Linked DNA regions of Homo sapiens: region 2 is linked to region 1. A link is an interaction called in ENCODE POLR2A ChIA-PET data of the cell type or tissue named here. Cell type or tissue: Panc1. All regions are shown on one strand. Links, peaks and the distances in the headings refer to the core of each region. The heading gives the core; the rest is flanking DNA. Region 1 overlaps ZAN (zonadhesin). Region 2 has its middle 15 kb from the start of ACHE.

Region 1 (2,636 bases), core at 1-2,500:
CCTGGTAGTAGATGCCATTGCTGGTGCAGCCACAGTCAGCCAGGGGAGGCTCTGGGTGCCACTGTAGGCATAGCCTGGGATGCTGGCGCAGCCTTCCACGCAGGGGCCCTCGCAGTCCCCGGGGTCTGCCAGGTTGGCACAGGATGCTGGGCAGGGTGTCATACAGCTCTGATATATGGTACCTGCTGGACACTCCATGGCTGCGGGGACAGTCATGGTCAGAAACTGGCTGGGGCTGGGCAGGCCAAACAGGGGCAAGGTCACCCGATAAAACTCAGAGTAGGCTGGGCACAGTGGCTCACACCTGAAATCCCAGCACTTTGGGAGGATGAGGCAGGTGGATCACCTGAAGTCAGGAGTTCAAGACCAGCCTGGCCAACATGGTGAAACCCCATCTCTGCTAAAAATACAAAAATGAGCCGGGCGTGGTGGCGGGCACCTGTAATACCAGCTACTCGGGAGGCTGAGACAAGAATCGCTTGAACCCAGGAGGCGGAGGTTGCAGTGAGCCGAGATCATGCCACTGCACTCCAGTCTGGGCAACAAAAAGCGAACTCTGTCTCAGACAACAACAACAAAAACAAAAACACTCAGCGTTGCATATAGGCAGGAAGCTAGAACGTGTTGCAGCTTCATCTAGGGTCTTTTTTTTATTTTTTATTTTTTTAAATTTTTTTTAGAGATGGAGTCACTCTGTTGCCCAGGCTGGAGTGCCCAGGCTGGCGTGATCACGGCTCACTGCAGCCTCCAACTCCTGGGTTCCAATGATCCTCCCACCTCAGCCTCCCTGGTGACTGGAGTTACAGGCATGCACCACCACACCCGGCCAATTTGTTAAGATTTTTATAGAGATGGGGTCTCACTGGTTCCCCAGGCCGGTCTCAAACTCTTGGATTCAATTGATCCTCCTGCCTCTGCCTCCCAAAGTGGTGGAACTACAGGTATGAGCTACCATGTCCAGCCTGTCTAGTCTTTTCTTTTTTTAATTTCTTTCTTTTTTTCGTTCTTTCTTTCTTTCTTTCTTTTTTTTTTTTTTTGAGATAGGATGTTGCTCTGTTGCCCAGGCTGGAGTGTGGTGGTGTGCGGTCATGGTTCACTGCAGCCTGGCTGGAACTCCTGGGCTCAAGCCATCCTCCAGCCTCAACCTCCCAAAGCACTGGGATTACAGGTGTGAACCACCACGCCCAGCCCATCCAGGGTCTGCAACATTAGAACATTTGAAGGAACTGGTTGAGCGAAGGTGGACCTTGGCAGGAAGGAGCGGGATGCGGGATGGGGTTGGGAGGCTCCCAGGCAGGGGCAGAGAAGGAGCCAGGCTGCCGGTTGTGCTGACTTGGACCTGGGACTAAGGCAGAAATTCGAGGGATGATGGGACTAAGACAGAAAGCCCGAGATGAGGCAATGGTGGGAAGAGCGTTCAGCAGAGGTGGACGGCAGAGGGGTCAGGGTCGGCACAGGGAGGGGCAACACCTCACCGCAGAGGGTGCGGTCCCGCCAGCCAGCCAGGGCAGCGCCCGCCTCCTGGCAGAGGATGGCGTACCCACTGAGGACCTGGCAACGCAGCTCCTCTTGCTCTCTTGGGTCCTGAGCAGAGCACAGATCCAGCACGCAGTGCCTGGTGCAGAGAGGGGGCAGGAAGGGCACAGTCAGTTTGGGGAGGGGAGGAGACCCACCCCTGCAGAAGAGAGCCTGGAACCCCAAACAGAAAGACATCAGTCGGTGTCCAGTGAGGGTCACAAGGAAATTAGGCCACAGGGAGAACGGAGGAGTGAACCACACAGAGCTTGGGTCAGGAAGCGGGCAGGAGGCCCCAGGGAAAGACCAGAGCAGGCACCTGGGCCATTCCCACAAGTCCTGGGCCCATGACTCACTCTTGGAAGGGCTCTGGGGCCACCGTCTGGTGACAGGCAGCAAAGGGGCCCTGGGGGTCTGCCAGCACCCTACAGGCCTGGGTGCTGTTGCTCGCCAGCTGCTCCGGGCTACATTCGGACACTTGGAGGCCCGTGCGGAGGCCCAGCTCCGCCCCTTGTCCCTCCTCCTCCGCTGGTATAGCCCTGCAGTAGAGACAGCCACGGGGTCAGGTGAGGCCCCAAGGAAGGTGAAGTGGGGGAAGAAGAAGAACTGATTAGCCGGGCATGGTGGTGGCTGCCTGGAGTCCCAGCTACCCGGGAGGCTGAGGCAGGAGGATGACTTGAGCCCAGGAGGTGGAAACTGCAGTGAGCCAAGATCACGCCACTGCACTCCAGCCTGGGTAACAGAGCACGACCCGGTCTCTAAAAAATATATTTTAAAAAAAGAAATAAGAACTACTGGGGCTGGGTGTGGTGGCTCACACCTGTAATCCCAGCACTTTGGGAGGCCTAGGTGGGCAGATCCCTTGAGGTCAGGAGTTCGAGACCAGTATGGCCAACATGGTGAAACCCTGTCTCTACTAAAAATACGAACATTAGCTGAGCGTGGTGGCCCATGCCTGTAGTCCCAGCTACTTGGGAGGCTGAGGCACGAGAATCACTTGAAACTGGGAGGCAGAGGTTGCAGTGAGCTGAGATCATGCCACTGCACTCCAGCCTGGGTGACAGAGGAAGAAGAAGTAGGAGGAGGAGAAGAAGAAGGAGGAGGAGGAGGAGAAGGAGGAG
Region 2 (3,015 bases), core at 236-2,735, 120 kb before region 1:
AGAGCAGCGAACAGTCTTTGTTCCCATGTCTTGGTCCTACTGATTATCTTTTTTTTTTTCCTTTTGGAAACAGTCTCGCTCTGTCGCCCAGGCTGGAGTGCAGTGGCACAATCTCAGCTCACTGCAACCTCCGCCTCCCGGGTTCAAGCAATTCTCCTGCCTCAGCCTCCCAAGTAGCTGGGATTACAGGCACCCACCACCACACCCAGCTAATTTTTTGTATTTTCAGTAGAGACCAGGGTTCACCATGTTGGCCAGGCTGGTCTCAAACTTCTGACCTCAGGTGATCCACCTGCCTCAGCCTCCCAAAGTGCTGGGATTACAGGCATGAGCCACCGTGCCCCGCCATCTCTTTTTTTTTTTTTTTTTTTTTTGAGACAGGGTCTCATTTTGTTACCCAGGTTGGAATGCAGTTGTGTGATCACATCTCACTGCAGCCTCAATCTTCCGGGTTCAAGCAATCCTCCTGTCTCAGCCTCCTGGGTAGCTGGGATTACAAGCATGCACCACCACACCCGGCTAATTTTTTTTATTTTTCTGTACAGAGTTTCACCATGTTGCCCAAACTGGTCTCACACTCCTGGGCTCAAGCAATCCTCCAGCCTCAGCTTCCCAGAGGGCTGGGATTACAGGCATGAGCTGCCTCGCCCAGCCTGATTATCTTGATCTAGGTATTTACTTAAGAGAAATGAACATGTATACACACACAAGTTTTGAGTGTACTAATTATAATAGCTAAAAATTAAGAAGGGAGGTTATCAGATAGTGAAGGGATAAATTTTGGTATATCCATACAATGGAATCCTCTTTGGCAATAAGAAGGAATGAAATATATGTGAACTGACTTGGAAGAATTGCAACAACATTAGGATAGTGAAAAAAGTCAAATAGTAGACAATATGACTATTCCATTTATATAAAATTCTAGAAGAGGCCAGCTGGGCGCGGGTGGGAGAGGTGCTTCTAAATTCTCACGCCAGTGAGACTCATGCCTGTAATCCCAGCACTTTGGGGACCGAGGGGGGCAGATCATTTGAGGTCAGGAGTTTGAGACCATCCTGGCCAACATGGTGAAACCCCATCTCTACTAAAAATACAAAAATTAGCCGGGCATGGTGCTGCACACCTGTAATCCCAGCTACTCGGGATGCTGAGGCAGGAGAATCACTTGACTCCCAGGAGGCGGAGGTTGCAGTGAGCCAACATCATGCCACTGCTCTCCAGCCTGGGCAACAGAGCAAGACTCTGTCTCAGAAAAAAAAAAAAAGGAAGAACCTCGTGGAGGTAGAGTAGACTGACAGTTATCAGAGTGTAGGGAGGGGGCAGTGAAGAGAGGTTGGTTGATAGCTACAAAAATACAATTAGATAGAAGAAATAGGCCGGGCACAGTGGCTCATGCCTGTAATCATAGCACTTTGGGAGGCCGAGGCGGGTGGATCACCTGAAGTCAGGAATTCAAGACCAGCCTGGCCCACATGGTGAAACCTCATCTCTACTAAAATTACAAAAATTAGCCGGGTGTGGTGGCATGTGCCTGTAATCCCAGCTATTCAGGAGGCTGAGGCAGGAGAATCGCTTGAGCTCAAGAGGCGGAGGTTGCAGTGAGCCAAGACTGCGTCATTGCACTTCAGCCTGGGTGACAGAGTGAGACTCCGCCTAAAAAAAAAAAAAAAAAAAAAAAAAGGAAATTGAAAAACAGGAAGCAAAAAACAAAGTCATCCACAATCACCAGCATTTTACAGCTTGACATTCCTTCTAGGGTCCTGGGTGTAGGCAGAACATCCAATCTCATAGGACTGAGATCACACAATACGTATTATGCTTTTTCACGCATCATGAATATTTACCCATTCAAAACCTAAAGCTATGTGAGCATTTTGGTAACCAAGAATACACATCACCAACTCAATCTGTTAAGGAAAAAAAATGTAATCCTGCTTTTCTTGAGACAAAAATTTCATAGAAGACAAAAGTGGCAATAGGCATCTAGATAAAAAGCATTGGCAGAGTTCTGATTAAAAGACTGCATTCCCTTAATGCTCAATTTAAAATAAAAACGTAGACCAGACACAGTGGCTCACTTCTGTAATCCCAGCACTTTGGGAGGCTGAGGCGGGCAGATTGCTTGAGCTCACGAGTTCGAGACCAGCCTGGGCAACATAGCAAGACCCCTTCTCTACAAAAAATGCAAAAATTAGCCCAGCGGGGTGGCACACACCTGTAGTCCCAGCTACTGGGGAGGCTGAGGTGGGAGGCTCACTTGAGCCCAGGAGTTTGAGGCTGCAGTGAGCTATGATTATGCCACTGTACTACAGCCTGGGTGACAGAGCAAGACCCTGTCCCTTAAAAAGAAAAAAATAGATTTGGGGAAAAGTAGATCTTTATAGAGCCGAACACCTTTTTATTTATTTATTTATTTATTTATTTATTTATTTTGAGACAGAGTCTCGCTGTGTTGCCCAGGCTGGAGGGCAGTGGTGCGATCTCGGCTCACTGCAACCTCTACCTCCTAGATTCAAGCAATTCTCCTGCCTCAGTCTCCCAAATAGCTGGGATTACAGGCGCCCGCCACCAGGCCCAGATAATTTTTTGTATTTTTTAGTAGAGACAGGGTTTTGCCATGTTGGCCAGGCTGGTCTTGAACTCCTAACCTCAGGTGATCCACCCACCTCGGCCTCTCAAAGTACTGGGATTACAGGCATGAGCCACCACACCCAGCCTTTTTTTTGAGACAGAGTCTCACTCTGTCACCCAGGCTGGAGTGCAGTGGTGCGATCTTGGCTCACTACAGCCTCCACCTCCCAGGTTCAAGTGATTCTCCTGCCTCAGCCTCTTGAGCAGCTGGGATTACAGGCACCTGCCATCATGCCCGGCTAATTTTTGTATTTTTAGTAGAGACGGGGTTTGGTCATGTTGGCCAGGCTGGTCTCACACTCCTGACCTCAGGTGATCCACACACCTCGGCCTCCCAAATGCTGGATTACAGGCATGAGTCACCACGCCTGGCCTTAAATT

The links. ChIA-PET counts read pairs that join two places held together with the same protein. Peaks named below come from ENCODE experiments on the same cell type or tissue, not always from the same donor. Only the 100,000 strongest peaks of a DNase experiment are listed, where the experiment ranks them.
Region 2: POLR2A ChIA-PET joins it to region 1 with 5 read pairs; 2 of 35 experiments call an interaction of 5 or more read pairs at or near these places.

What each region holds. Positions count from the first base shown.
Region 1 is chr7:100,791,384-100,794,019 of GRCh38, reverse strand. ZAN (zonadhesin) reads right to left here. Exons shown (of 48, transcript NM_003386.3): 41 at 1,872-2,054; 42 at 1,541-1,615; 43 at 2-200. Among named protein-coding and RNA genes, the nearest start is that of EPHB4, 35 kb to the left of the region's middle. In Panc1, for the core only: no CTCF peak of the experiment used is centred there; no DNase peak of the experiment used is centred there; H3K27ac peaks cover 341 bases.
Region 2 is chr7:100,909,299-100,912,313 of GRCh38, reverse strand. No RefSeq gene overlaps it. Among named protein-coding and RNA genes, the nearest start is that of ACHE, 15 kb to the right of the region's middle. In Panc1, for the core only: no CTCF peak of the experiment used is centred there; no DNase peak of the experiment used is centred there.